Linked DNA regions of Homo sapiens: all the other regions are linked to region 2. A link is a contact called in ENCODE Hi-C or POLR2A ChIA-PET data. All regions are on one chromosome and are shown on one strand. Each heading gives the region's core, a stretch centred on a gene start or an enhancer-like site at or near the end of the contact. The rest is flanking DNA. Distances are from core to core; before and after follow the strand shown. Region 1 overlaps OTOP3 (otopetrin 3). Region 2 holds the start of ARMC7 (armadillo repeat containing 7). Region 3 holds the start of USH1G (USH1 protein network component sans). Region 4 overlaps GRB2 (growth factor receptor bound protein 2).

What was found. A loop is a pair of places that touch in the nucleus more often than their neighbours do. ChIA-PET counts read pairs that join two places held with the same protein, here RNA polymerase II (POLR2A). Pooled maps may share reads with other maps.
Region 1: a pooled map shows a loop between it and region 2 (2.1-fold over the local background). The contact joins the enhancer-like site here to the promoter of ARMC7 in region 2. A Hi-C loop is called at or near these places in 1 of 168 maps with a recorded cell type or tissue (heart left ventricle) and 2 of 50 pooled maps. POLR2A ChIA-PET finds 5 or more read pairs at or near these places in 6 of 52 experiments (HEK293T, K562, Panc1 and 2 more).
Region 3: a pooled map shows a loop between it and region 2 (3-fold over the local background). The contact joins the promoter of USH1G here to the promoter of ARMC7 in region 2. A Hi-C loop is called at or near these places in 2 of 37 single-sample maps with no recorded cell type and 4 of 50 pooled maps. POLR2A ChIA-PET finds 5 or more read pairs at or near these places in 3 of 52 experiments (BJ, K562 and activated CD4-positive, alpha-beta T cell).
Region 4: a pooled map shows a loop between it and region 2 (2.6-fold over the local background). The contact joins the enhancer-like site here to the promoter of ARMC7 in region 2. A Hi-C loop is called at or near these places in 4 of 50 pooled maps. POLR2A ChIA-PET finds 5 or more read pairs at or near these places in 7 of 52 experiments (B cell, BJ, CD8-positive, alpha-beta T cell and 4 more).

The regions. Positions count from the first base shown.
Region 1 is chr17:74,942,456-74,945,687 of GRCh38, reverse strand. It overlaps OTOP3 (otopetrin 3), which reads right to left. Exons shown (of 7, transcript NM_001272005.2): 4 at 2,344-2,402; 5 at 1,964-2,082. Among named protein-coding and RNA genes, the nearest start is that of OTOP3, 8.2 kb to the right of the region's middle. RefSeq lists an enhancer at 1,061-2,260. Within about 2 kb of position 1,432, at least 3 of the 41 ENCODE cell types and tissues checked have a DNase peak (open chromatin) inside an H3K27ac peak, as active enhancers do.
Region 2 is chr17:75,108,020-75,111,289 of GRCh38, reverse strand. It overlaps ARMC7 (armadillo repeat containing 7), which reads right to left and starts at 1,321. Exons shown (of 3, transcript NM_024585.4): 1 at 911-1,321; 2 at 684-827. The coding sequence starts at 1,001. It also overlaps a transcript of SLC16A5 not described here. RefSeq lists a silencer at 1,251-1,330.
Region 3 is chr17:74,921,432-74,924,538 of GRCh38, reverse strand. It overlaps USH1G (USH1 protein network component sans), which reads left to right and starts at 1,284. Exons shown (of 3, transcript NM_173477.5): 1 at 1,284-1,629. The coding sequence starts at 1,466. OTOP2 (otopetrin 2) reads right to left here and starts at 266. Exons shown (of 7, transcript NM_178160.3): 1 at 206-266. RefSeq lists a silencer at 147-330.
Region 4 is chr17:75,321,655-75,324,956 of GRCh38, reverse strand. GRB2 (growth factor receptor bound protein 2) reads left to right here. Exons shown (of 6, transcript NM_002086.5): 5 at 3,130-3,298. Among named protein-coding and RNA genes, the nearest start is that of SLC25A19, 34 kb to the right of the region's middle. RefSeq lists an enhancer at 1,510-1,699. Within about 2 kb of position 1,255, at least 8 of the 41 ENCODE cell types and tissues checked have a DNase peak (open chromatin) inside an H3K27ac peak, as active enhancers do; they include OCI-LY7, where a contact is called at or near this core.

The sequences.
Region 1 (3,232 bases), core at 183-2,682, 170 kb after region 2:
CCAGCCATCGGCCTTAGCAGCACTCAGGGTCAGGTCATCAGTCATTAGTACCTTGCCATCCCTGTCCCTCAGAGCACACAGCATCACCTGGAAGAAGCTGGGGCCGAAAATATCTAACCTGAATCTAATCAAGATTTTGTCTATACTTCCCGTTCCAAGGAAAAGTAGGGGAGAGGGATGTGAGTTAAACACTGCCAGGAGGAAGCAACCTGACAAGTCTCAAGGTCAGTGGGAAAACACCAATTTAGACTTAACCAAATGCATTGCATGTTTGAACAAACCGTCTGTAAAAGACATTTCTGGGGCTAACTGGAGAAAGTGGGATATAGATTGATTTAGAGGACAGAATGAAGCTAAAGGATTTTGTTAACAATTGTAATAGCATTGTGGTCATGTGGGGGAATACATCTCTTTCTAAAGAGATGTACACTGGGTCCGGCATGGTGGCTCATGCCTATAATCCCAGCACTTTGGGAAGCTGAGGAGGGAGGATCACTTGAACCCAGTAGTTTGAGATGAGTCTGGGCTCAGAAATTTTTTTGTGAGACTCCATCTTTACAAAAATTTTAAAAATTAGCTGGGTGTGCTGGCATGTGCCTGTAGTCCCAGCTACTCAGGAGGCTGAGGTGGGAGGATCGCTTGAGCCCAGAAGTTTGAAACTGTAGTGAGCTATGATTTCACCACTGCACTCCAGCCTGGGTGACAGAGCGACACCCTGTCTCAAAAAGAAAAAAAAAGAAAGAAAGAAGAAAAAAAGATGCATGCTGAAATATTTTGAGATATAATGTCATGATTTCTGTAATTTAAGTACTTCAGCAAAAATTAAAAATAAATAAATATGGCCAAATATTAATAATTATTATGCCTAGATGATGGGTATGTCTTGTTCTTCTACTCATTTGTAATGCTTGAATCTTATTTTATTTTGTTTTATGACAGTTTCACTCTTGTCACACAGGCTGGAGTGCAATGGTGCGATCTCGGCTTACCGCAACCTCCGCCTCCCGGGTTCAAGCGATTCTCATGCCTCAGCCTCCTGAGTAGCTGGGATTACAGGCACCCACAACCATGCCTGGGTAATTTTTGTATTTTTAGTAGAGACGGGGTTTCGCCATGTTCGCTAGGCTGGTTTCAAACTCCTGACCTCAGGTGATCTGCCTGCCTCGGCCTCCCAAAGCGCTGGGATTATAGGCGTGAGCCACTGTGCCCAGCCCTGAATTATTTTATAATTTCAAAATCCATGATGTCACTTGGCAAAAATTCTCTCTTTGCACAGCTTTTCTGAGAAATGCAAGCAGAGTATATAGAATGCTCACAGTACACAGGCGTGTCGTGACTGATGCAGCGGGTATGTGAATGTGTGGATGTGCTGGGAGGGCTGGGCTGCAGGGCGTGATGGTGATGCCACCCGGGGCGGGGTGGGGCATGTACATACAGGTGTGGCTCAATCCCACAGAGCAGTGTTCCCATGTAGGGTATGGGATGCAGCCTCTAGGATAGGAGGTGAGGCATATGGGACAATCTTGGGAGTTTTTTTCTGTCCAGATATCTTCCGTCCCACCTGATTGATGAGGCCAGGCACCTAAAATTGTGTTAGGAAGATATTCCTTTCAGCCGGGAGGCTGTTGAGTTGCTTGCAAGTAAAATGCAAATGCCACGGGCGGGGTGCATACCTGAAGGACTTAGTGGCTCTCTCAGCCAGGATCAGTGGCTGGCTTGCTGATGGCTAGCTGGACACCTGGAGTTGGGTGCAGGGCGTCAGCACCTGATGGGGTGGGATGGGGACCACTGGCAAACTTCAGTTTTCTGTTGATTCCTAATCTGGCCTCTAGAGTTTGCTCCCAACTCTATAGACCTACTGAGCCTCACCTGTTTTAGAGAGTGTAGCGTTTATGTGTGTGTGTGTGTGTGTGTGTGTGTGTGTGTGTTTCAGGGCAAGGAAGACCTGGTCTCCTTTCCATACCTGTGGATTTTTCCATGAGGATGCCAAGCTCAGCTTCGATCTCTCGGTGCATGGAGTCATTGGTAACGGCCAGAACCCACAGCAGCAGGTTTGTGGCCAGGGTCAGCATCAGGCCACACCTGGGGGAAATGCCACACTCTTCTCACACACCCTGGCCGGCTCCCCAGGTGCCAAACCCTCACCATCCACTGTTGTTGGGGCAACCACTCACTCCCAACCACTCACTCCCTAGTGTCACACTGGCACTAGGACACAAGAGGCAGCCCTGGGGCCACCTAGGACACATCCCAGACTAACCTATAGCCCCGCGGCCACCCTGACCAGGGAAGTGGTGGGGAGGACAGAGAGGCCAGAGGGTTTGGGAGGGAGAGAAGTCTTACCTAGTGAAGTTGGTCTGGACCCGAACACAGTCTTTGCAGTGTTTCCAGAGCACCCAGGTCTGAAAGAGACAGGGCCTTGAGCCCAGGGGCTGGTGGAGGTGGTGGGACCACAGTGTGAGTTCCTGGGGCGCATGCGTGTATTTACAGTGAAAGACACAGGGAGAAAGACTGGGTCGGAATCTTGGCTCTACTGCTTCTTGCTGTGTGGTATTGAATCAGTGGCAAACCATCTCTGAGCCTTAGTTGCCTCAGCTGGGAAAAGGGACCAAAAAGCCCACCCTTTGGGGAAGTGCTTTCTTGTTGGGGGAAATAAGACTGCGGGAACGAAGCACCCAACACAATGCCTGGTGACAAGAGAAACCTAAGAGGAAGCTGGAGATTGTATTCTTTTCTTTTTTGTTTTTTGGAGTCTCGCTCTGTCGCCCAGGCTGGAGTGCAGTGGCGCAATCTCGGCTCACTGCAAGATCTGCCTTTCGGGTTCACACCATTCTCCTGCCTCAGCCTCCTGAGTAGCTGGGACTACAGGCGCCTGCCACCACGCCCAGCTAATTTTGTTTTTGTATTTTTGGTAGAGACAGGGTTTCACTGTGTTAGCCAGGATGGTCTCAGCTAGTCTCGATCCCCTGACCTTGTGATCCACCCACCTCGGCCTCCCAAAGTGCTGGGATTACAGGTGTGAGCCACCGCGCCTGGCCGATTGTATTCTTTTTTTTTGAGACAGAGTCTCACTCTGTCGCCCAGGCTGGAGCTCAGTGGCATGATCTTGGCTCACTGCAACCTCTGCCTCCTGGGTTCAAGCGATTCTTGTGCCTCAGCCTCCCGAGTAGCTGGGACTACAGGCGTGCGCCACCACACCCGGCTAATTTTTGTATTTTCAGTAGAGACAGGG
Region 2 (3,270 bases), core at 72-2,571:
ATTTTTAGTTAGAGATGGGGTTTCACCATGTTGGCCAGGCTGATCTTGAACTCCTGACCTCAGGTGATCCGCCCACCTCAGCCTCCCAAAGTGCTGGTGCTGGTATTACAGGTGTGTGCCACCGCGCCCGGCTACAAAACTGCTCTTTTTAAAACATATTTTTTTGAGACATGGTCTCACTCTGTCGCCCAGGCTGGAGTGCAGTAGCACAATCTCAGCTCACTTCGGCCTCTGCCTCCCAGACTCAAGCAATACCTCCTGCTTCAGTCTCCAGAGTAGCTGGGCCTACAGGTGCACACCACTGTGTGCGGCTTTTTTTTTTTTTTTTTTTTTTTTGAGACGGGGTCTCACTCTTGTCCCCGAGGCTGTGGTGCAGTGGCACGATCTCAGCTCACTGCAACATTTGCCTCCTGGGTTCAAGCTTCTCCTGCCTCAGGCTCACTAGTAGCTGGGATTACAGGCACTCTCCACCACGTCTAGCTAATTTTTGTACGAGACGGGGTTTCGCCATGTGGGCCAGGCTGGTCTCGAACTCATGACCTCAGGTGATCCGCCCGCCTTAGCTTCCCAAACTGCTGGGATTACAGGTGTGAGCCACCACGCCCGGCCCCAAGGACTCACTTCTAATTCACTTATCTCACCCTGGCCCATTTAGGCATCTAGGGAACGGGCCCCGCCCTTACCAATAGCAAACTCCACCAGGGTCTCATTCTCCTCCGACAGCGAATCGAGAAATAAATCCAGGACCTGCAGCTGCCGCAGATACTCGTAGTTGCTGGGGTCATAAGCGAAGTTGGCGAGGTTGGCGAGGACTTGCTCCTTGGCGTCTGCAACGGGAAAGCGGCACTGAAGCCAGGTCCGGGCGGCGGTCACAGCGGACCCTGCCACCTGATCCCACCGTGGCTCTCACCTTGGCTTTGGGTCTCCTGGAATTCCGTGACCAGCGCCTGCAGGTATCCCAGCCGCCCGACGTGGGGGTCCACCTTCGGCTTCTGGGCCATGGCCGCGGTGACGGAGGACCCCCAGGGACGGGCGGGAGGGTGGGAAAGGTGCAGGGGGAAAGCCGAGCGAGACCCTCACCCGCTCTCCACCTGTCTGGAGAGGGAAGAGGGGGTCGGCAAATGGGTTTCTTTCCTGGGTTCAGATTCTGCAGTAATTTGCAGCTGGAAATGGGATATGGGAGATGGGACGGGGTCTCAGAATCCTGTAGGAGTTGCGTTTGAAAATCGAAATTGGGGCGCGGGAGACAGGGAACCGTCTACTGGTTGGGGCTCGCGGAGGGGGCACTGGCGCACCGTCCCCGGCTCCTGGGCTCGGTTCCGGGCTCCCGGCGGAAGCCGCGCTGTCCCTACCCCCGAAGGGGCGGGGCCGTCGCCGAACTCCTTGGCGCGCGTGCGCGGCGCGCTTCTGGTTTTCTGGATGCCGAAGCTCTTTAGCCTGTGCTGGAACCAGCGGCGAGCGGCTTCGCTGAGGCAGGTGCAGGCGTGGGTGGGTGTACTGCGAGGAGCAGCCTGGCCTCCCGTATCCCATGTCCAGATGCAAATTACTGCAAAATCTGAACGCAAGAAAGAAACCCACTTGCCGCCCCCGCCAACAGATGGGCGAGTGAGGGCCTCGCTCGGCTTTCCCGCCCCACCTTTCCCACTCTCCCGCCGGTCCCCCGGGGTCCTCCGCCGTCCCGACATGGCCCAGAAGCCGAAAATGAGACACCCATGTCGGGTGGCTGGAATTCCGCCAGGAGCAACTCAGGAGCGCAGCAGAGTCTGGCAGCACCCATGTTGGAGGACGTCGAGGCAGAAGCACCTCCAGGGTCCCCACGGCTGGCGGGGGCGCGGCCCATCCTCCTTGACCAGGACGCCCCTTTGGAGCGCGGGCGTCAGCTCCTTACGCCCCCCATCAGTCCTTTGCCCCTTTTGCAAAAAGCCTAGCGACCCCGACCCGCCCTCCATCCCAGCCCCGAGGTGGGTCCGCCACCTCTGGACAGAAATCAAAGGGTACTGGGTCATGTCCTGGTGCTTTTTGTCAGCCGGGTGGATGGCGCGCGCCCGGGGCAGCACGGGGGAGCCCGAGGAGGAGCCTTGATTGTGGCGCTTTCGGGGCTTTCTGGATGCTGAAGCCCTTCGGCCGATTCCTTCTCGGAGATTATCAGGAAGCGGGTGTGTGATAGATTGCTCGTGGTTACAGGAAACAAAGCACCAGGGAAGGAGGTGGTCTAGCCACACTCCCATCGCATTTGACAACGTAGGGGTAGAGGTGGCTTAGGCTGTGAGTGTCCTGAGAGTGCAAAAGTTGTTAATCTAAATGGAGTCACTTGTGTTAAAAAACAGAACAAAAAAACCCGGACACAGCCCAAGAAACCCATGACAAGAGGGTTCTCGTGCATAAATACCTGATAATGAAAACTATCACAAAGACTCTGCAAAAACCACAACCTTGCACAAAGGGCGTCACAACCTTGCACAAAACATACTTTTGAATGGCCATCTGCCCAGCAACCGCTTGTCCAACCTTGAGCGGTCACCCTTGTTATTAATCCTTCTACCTAAGGATAAATATTTCAAAACAATTATGTAATCCTATTTTTTCCCTTAAAGCCTGTCTTCCTTTACCTCCCTGAATACCCATATAGTTTACTATGGCATGGATACTACCATTGCAATGCCCTATGCCCAAATAGATATCATTTTCTTTGAGAGAGCCTCTCTGTTATTTAGGCTGACAAAGGCAAGGACCATTATCTTAAGCCCTGGGCCCGGATGAAGGCAGAGTGGCCGTCACACTCCAGCCAGCTGCAGCCCCATTGGAAGCAGGCCTCACCTCTGAGGTTTCAGGTCCTTGTGGTCAGCCCCTGCCCTATGTACACCCTCTGAGGCAGGAGTTTCTAACTTAGTCTGGGTACCTAGGCCCCAGGACCCTCACCAAAGCCCTTTGGCTTCTCTTGGGAGCCTCTGCAGCCTGGGAAGTGCATCTTACCCCTAGGTGCCCAAGGGGTTTCTCTGCCTCTTGCTGGACAGAGCAGCAAATAGGAGCCCAGAAACAGGGAGGATGGAAGTAAGCTCCATCCCTCCCTGCCCAGGAACTGCCCCAGACCTTCTCTAGAGGTTCGCAGGCAATCAGCTAGATGGGGATTGCTGAATCAGATGGGCCACCCCATCTTCCCTCATTGGTCTTCTCCCTTTTTTTCTTTTTGAGATGGAGTCTCGCTCTGTCGCCAGGCTGGAGTACAGTGGTGCGATCTCGGCTCACTACAACCTCCGCCTCAGATTCAAG
Region 3 (3,107 bases), core at 35-2,534, 190 kb after region 2:
ATCCCTAGACTTGGGGACTAGGGAGTTCCTGACCCGCAGGGTTGGGGCTTCGGGTGCTGGAGGAAGCGCTGGGAAAGGGGAAGAGAAAATGCGGAACCTGCCCCTCTCGCTGGATGGGAAGAAAGGAGAAGCGGCAGCACCCGGTTGGACCCCTCCAAGGTCCCCACTCCCCAAGTCCGACTGCCCTCCGGCCCGGGGCACCCACCTGGCTGGGCTTGGAGCCGGCGCTGAGCTGGGGGTCAGGGGACGGCGAGCGTCTCCTCTCTCCCACGCCGAGATGGACAGGCGCTTTATACCCAGGAGGACAGGGTGATTTACAGCTGCGGGAGTTTGGCTCCATAAAGCTCTCAGTCCCGCTCACATGATCCATCTTTCTCCAAGGTGAATTTAGGGAAGAGCCCGCTGGAGCCAGATAAGGCAAGATTCATATTTACCCTTTGAGAGGCGACCCCACTCCGTCACCCCGGTGCGGCCAGGCTCGGGCGCGGCCCCGCACTGCGGCACCTAGAGGGCACCCCGCCCCTGGTGCCCACCGCGCCCTGGCGCGCAGCATTCCAGGCGCCCAGAGCCCCGAGAGCTAAGCTCAAGAGACGTCCAAAAAGCCTGCGGGCACCCTGACGCCCTCCAGCCGCGGCGCACCCTGAATCCTGTGCTCCTGTGCTCCTGCCTGGGATGGCAACCCCAGTTCCCCTCTCCCCCACGGTCCTCGCAGTGATCCAAGCTCCCCTTTCCTCTATCCCACCGCCCTGCCCGCCCCCGCCGCCGGCCCGCGCTCCGTTGGACTCCGGGGCTTGGGTGCGAAGTTCCACGCGGCACGCGGAGCCGCTGCCAGTCCTCCAGCGCCCCCTGCTGGAGTGCGGTCGAGGGACTCCGTTCAGGCGGCGGCGGCCTGGCCCGTCCCACTCGCTGACCGAACCGCGGTCGGTCACGGTGCCCCTTCTTAGGTCCACTGTCCTGGGGCTCAGGACGGCTCCCCCACCCCGCCCTCCGGCACCCCTCCCCAGCTCTCGGTTCGTTCCACTGACAGGTGGAGAAATACGGAGCCACAGCGCCCCAGGCTCTAGTGAGGACAGATCTCTGACTGTCCCCGGACTGGGCGTCACAGTGCGCGGCCCCGGGGTGGGCACTTTTGAAGAGGAGGACAGGGCCTTGCGTGGGTCACCCTCGTGTATTGAGGTGCATGCAGGGTGTTTAGGACCCAGGGGAAGACCGGGGGCGGCTCCCTGGACAGCGGGAGATTTCGTCCCCCGCCCCCTCCGCCCCCGCCCCCGGGTGAGCGTTTCAGATGTCTTGGTAGTCGCGGCTCTGGCGCTCCGCACCCTCCGTCTGCGGCAGCGGGGGCTGGCGGCCCCGGCCCCTGCCCGGCCCCGTCCTCCAACCTCATGCCTCAGCCCTAATACCGCCGCCCTCCCCTGCGGGGGGCCTTTCTCCGTGTCCCCCGCCCGCCCCGTCCACTTCGGGCGCCATGAACGACCAGTACCACCGGGCAGCCCGGGATGGCTACCTGGAGCTCCTCAAGGAGGCCACCCGAAAGGAGCTGAATGCCCCCGACGAGGATGGCATGACCCCCACTCTCTGGGCTGCCTACCATGGCAACCTCGAGTCGCTGCGTCTCATTGTGAGCCGCGGGTGAGTACGCCCCACCCAGTGCCCTTGAGGCCCCTGAGACCACCCCAAACTTCCTCGTCCACCACTCCTCTGAGCTGCCTCCTTCCCCTGCAGACAGGCGGACCCTTAGACCCTGGCGTTTGTGGGAGAGACACATGTTGAGGGGACCCAAGCGGAGGCATCTGACACTTGTTAACACTTGTGACCTGGATCTGGGGCTAGGAGGGGAGAAACCGGGATTTGGGGGTTCCTGATTATGGGGGGTTGCTGCAGAGTGAGGGGAAGGTGGGAGAGATCCCCTGGCTGGGGTCCCCCTGGAAGCAAGAGTGAGGGGATAGTGAGACTCGGAGAGAAGGTTAGGAAGTCTCGAGGGGCCAGCAGTGGGGGCTAGAAAGGGAGGGGTCTCCACTGCCCACTCTCCAGCCTTGATCCAAAGGGCTCTGCCAGCCAGCACCCACGTTCTCCGGCAGGCTGGTGTCACACAGCGCTTGCCCTCAACCTGCTCATTTTGGGGATTTATGGACACTGTCCAGGGCGCCAAATGTCACTGATTCAGCCACTCCATTAACTCTCTCCAAGTCCCTCCCCCACAGCCGGGCACAGCTAAGCAATGGTGGAGGCTGTGATGTGGTCACCCTGAAGGGGCTTCTCTTCCCTCCCCCTCCCTTTGGAGTTGTCCTGGGTGGGGGGGTGGGCATACAGTGCAGGTGTCAGTGCCAGGGAAGGGGCCTGGAGGTGGCAGTTGAGCCACCTCCAGGACCAGAGCCACTGATATGGGTTCCTTGGGGCTAAAGTCAAATGACTGTGACCAACTCCCTCAGCCCCAGTGGCTTTATAAAGAGAAGTCAGGTTGGTCTGGGCATCAGGGCAGCCTGGACAGGACACCCCAGGAAGGTTGATATGAAGTCTCAGGTCATGGGAGAGAGGGCCAGGGGCTTAGCTGGCCCCGGTACCAGGTACTGGCCAGTGCCTGAACATGTAGTAGGTGCTGGAGACCCCTCCTTCTTGCCCTCTCCTTGGGCTGCTCCTTGGGCCCAGCATCAGGTGGGAGCAGCCTTGAAGCCTGGGCAGCTGAACCATGTCCCGTGAGGCCAAGGCTGGCTGGCCCTTCCCCACCCCAGGAGGGCACACAGTGACACTGTCCCTGCCATCCCTTCAGAGAGGCTCATGAGAGGAGGGGAAGAGGGCTCCCCTTGGGTACACCAAGCCCCAACTCCTCCAGAGACCAGGATTGGTGTTTGATGGGTTGTGGGTTGGGTGCTGGCAGGTCCTTCCCACACTGGCCTGCAGGACTTGGCGGCCAGGAGGGGAGGCCCAGGAAGGGGTGTGTGGGGAGCTGTTGAGACAAGGGAGTGATTCTTCCCCCAGCCCTGGGGGTTGGCCTTGTGGCCTCATTAGTGCAGGGCAGGGGTGCTGTGCTGGGCCCCCAAGGGAGGGAGAGCTCCGGAGGAGTCTTGGGAGCTTGCCCTGGGGGACACCCGTCTGGTGTGAAGGGTGCT
Region 4 (3,302 bases), core at 6-2,505, 210 kb before region 2:
TTACAGGTGCCTGACACCACGCCCGGCTTATTTTTGTATTTTTAGTAGAGATGGGGTTTTGCCATATTGGCCAGGCTGGTCTTGAACTCCTGACCTCAGGTGATCCACCCACCTCGACCTCCCAAAGTGCTGGGATTACAGGCTGGAGCCACTGCTTCCAGCCACCATTTCCCATTTATAACTGATGTAAAGCGTGAGACTTTTCCATTTCAAAAATGAACTGACCAGCCTGGCCAACATGGTGAAACCCTGTTTCTGCTAAAAATAGAAAATAACCCAGGCATAGTGGCACACACCTGTAGTCCCAGCTACTTGGGAGGCTGAGGCCAGAGAATCATTTGAATCCAGGAGGCGGAGGTTGTAGTGAGGCGAGATGGCGCCATTGCACTTTAGCCTGGGCGAAGAGCAAAACTCTGTCTCCAAAAAAAAAAAAAAAAAAAAAAAAAAAACTGGGTGCGGTGGCTCACACCTGTAATCCCAGCACTTTGGGAGGCCGAGGCAGGCAGATCACCTGAGGTCAGAAGTTCGAGACCAGCCTGGCGAACATGGTAAAACCCTGTCTCTACTAAAAAAAAAAAAAAAAAAAAAAATACAAAAATGGCCTCGGCGTGGTGGCGTGTGCCTGTAATCCCAGCTACTCAGGAGGCTGAGAGAGAAGAATCACTTGAACCCGAGAGGCAGATGAGCCAAGATCGTGCCACTACACTCCAGCCTGAGTGACAGAGTAAGACTGTGTCTCCCAAAACAAACAAACAAACTGAATATCTTATTTGGTTTTAGAACCACTTAATGTGTGATTAAAATGTAGATTTTTTTTTTGAAACGTAGATTTTAAATTTATAGTTGTGGCCCGGCATGGTGGCTCATGCCTGTAATCCCAGCCCTTTAGGAGGCTGAGGCGGGCCGATCATGAGGTCAGGAGTTTGAGACCAGCCTGACCAATATGGTGAAACACTGTCCCTACTAAAAAAATACAAAAATTAGCCAGGCGTGGTGGCACATGCCTGTATTCCCAGCTACTCCGGAGGCTGAAGCAGGAGAATCACTTGAACCTAGGAGGCAGAGGTTGCAGTGAGCCGAGACTGAGCCATTGCATTCCAGCCTGGGTGAAAGAGCAAGACTCCATCCATCTTTAAAAAAAAAAAAAAAAGAAAAGAAAAACATGTGTGACACCTGTCTTTCTTTAGTTTTATACTGACCCAAGTGTAACTGAAACCTTATAAGATGAGGGGAACAAGCAGTAAATCACTGGGTGGTGGCCAAAACCACGGGGGCAGCCACGTGCTCGGCTGGACGCTGCCTGTTTGCTCAGCAGAAACTCTCAAACTTCCATTTTCTCAAGTAGAATCTTTTAAGGATTTAATGCATTTATTGTTTTAGAAGCAAAGCAGGTGTCATGACTCTCTTTAACAACACACACACCTCTGCAAAAAAGGTTCAAGAATCAACAGTTGTCAGATGTTTCTTAGTTTTAGGATGTTTTGAGCCTGTGATTTGAAACACTGCTCATTATTGGGGCCCTGGGCTCTTAGAAACCACCTGCATTGCATGGGTGGAAGTGGGCCTCTGTGGGGCCAGAAGTGCCGTGGAATATACCCTTGCTAATGAAGCTTTCTCACCTTCCACATTTTGTCTTAACATGTAAAGCAGTATTTTTTCCAAATGCGAGGCATCTTGTGCTGAGTGGCTTCCTTGAGGCTCAGTGCTGCCACCTGCCGGATTGATTTTCTGAAGCCTTTGGTTTCCATCAGCTGAAAGACTGAAGGAGAGGAGGGACTCATTCATTCATTGAACAAGCACTCTCAGAGAATGCCTTTTTTTTTTTTTTTTTTTTTAATGAGATGGAGTGTCACTCTGTCGCACAGGCTGGAGTACAGTGGCCCAATCTCGGCTCACTGCAAGCTCCTCCTCCCGGGTTCACACCATTCTCCTGCCTCAGCCTCCCGAGTAGCTGTGACTACAGGCATCTGCCACCACACCTGGCTAATTTTTTGTATTTTTAGTAGAGACGGGGTTTCACTGTGTTAGCCATGGTGGTCTCGATATCCTGACCTTATGATCCGCCCACCTCGGCCTCCCAAAGTGCTGGGATTACAGGCATGAGCCACCGCATCCGGCCGAGAATGCCGAGAGTGCCCGGCCAGGTGAACAGGACAGGCAGAAGCGCCCTCGCTAGGCTGGTGTTTTAGCCAAATATCCTGTGACAGACCCTGTGAGCTAGTACCAGCCAGCCACGCTGTTGCCGGTTTTGCTTGCCAGTATAAAAGGGTGTGATCTAGTGATGGAGAAGCTTTTGGGTTTTGAAGTCTGGGCCTCTTTTATTGTCCCAGTACGTCCTTTTGTTCAGAGACCTTTTCCCCATGAGTGGAGCTAAAATTCCTGAATGGAAAACATTACTTTGAACTATTCCCAGTTACGAGAGAATTGTTGAAAGTATTTCCAGCCCTCCTCACCTTCTTCCTGCATATAAGATTTTAATTATTTTTTTATTCAAAGGATGTTAAGTCACACTCCTTTGTCTTAAGTACGGCTGTTTTTATTTGGTAGGGTTCAGGGCACATGGACTCTTTTTTTTTTTTTTTTTGAGACAGAGTTTCACTCTTGTTACCCAGGTTGGAGTGCAATGGCGCGATCTCAGCTCACCACAACCTCGGCCTCCCAGGTTCAAGTGATTCTCCTGCCTCAGCCTCCCGAGTAGCTGGGATTACAGGCATGCACCATCATGCCCAGCTACTTTTGTATTTTTAGTAGAGATGGGATTTCTCCATGTTGGCCAGGCTGGTCTCGAACTCCCGACCTCAGGTGATCTGCCCACCACGGCCTCCAAAGTGTTGGGATTACAGGTGTGAGCCACCGCACCCGGCCTGGACTCTTTATCTTACAAACATCTTCAGAATGAGAATGACTGATGGCCTGTCCCTCTCTGGTTTCTGGATGTTGTCCTGGTGCCCATCATTCATAGGGAGAGGTCCGTCCCAGGGACACCCAGTGAGGAAACTTGTTGCTCTGCAGTCCCTGAGGAGTGCTGCTGGGACAGTGGTTCTCTCGAGATAGCTCCTATATGGAAATACCCTCGATTTGCCAAGTTAGAGCCTTTAGCCGGTCACATGTGCTTTCTGTCCCTCCCAGGTTTGGAAACGATGTGCAGCACTTCAAGGTGCTCCGAGATGGAGCCGGGAAGTACTTCCTCTGGGTGGTGAAGTTCAATTCTTTGAATGAGCTGGTGGATTATCACAGATCTACATCTGTCTCCAGAAACCAGCAGATATTCCTGCGGGACATAGAACAGGTGCCACAGGTAA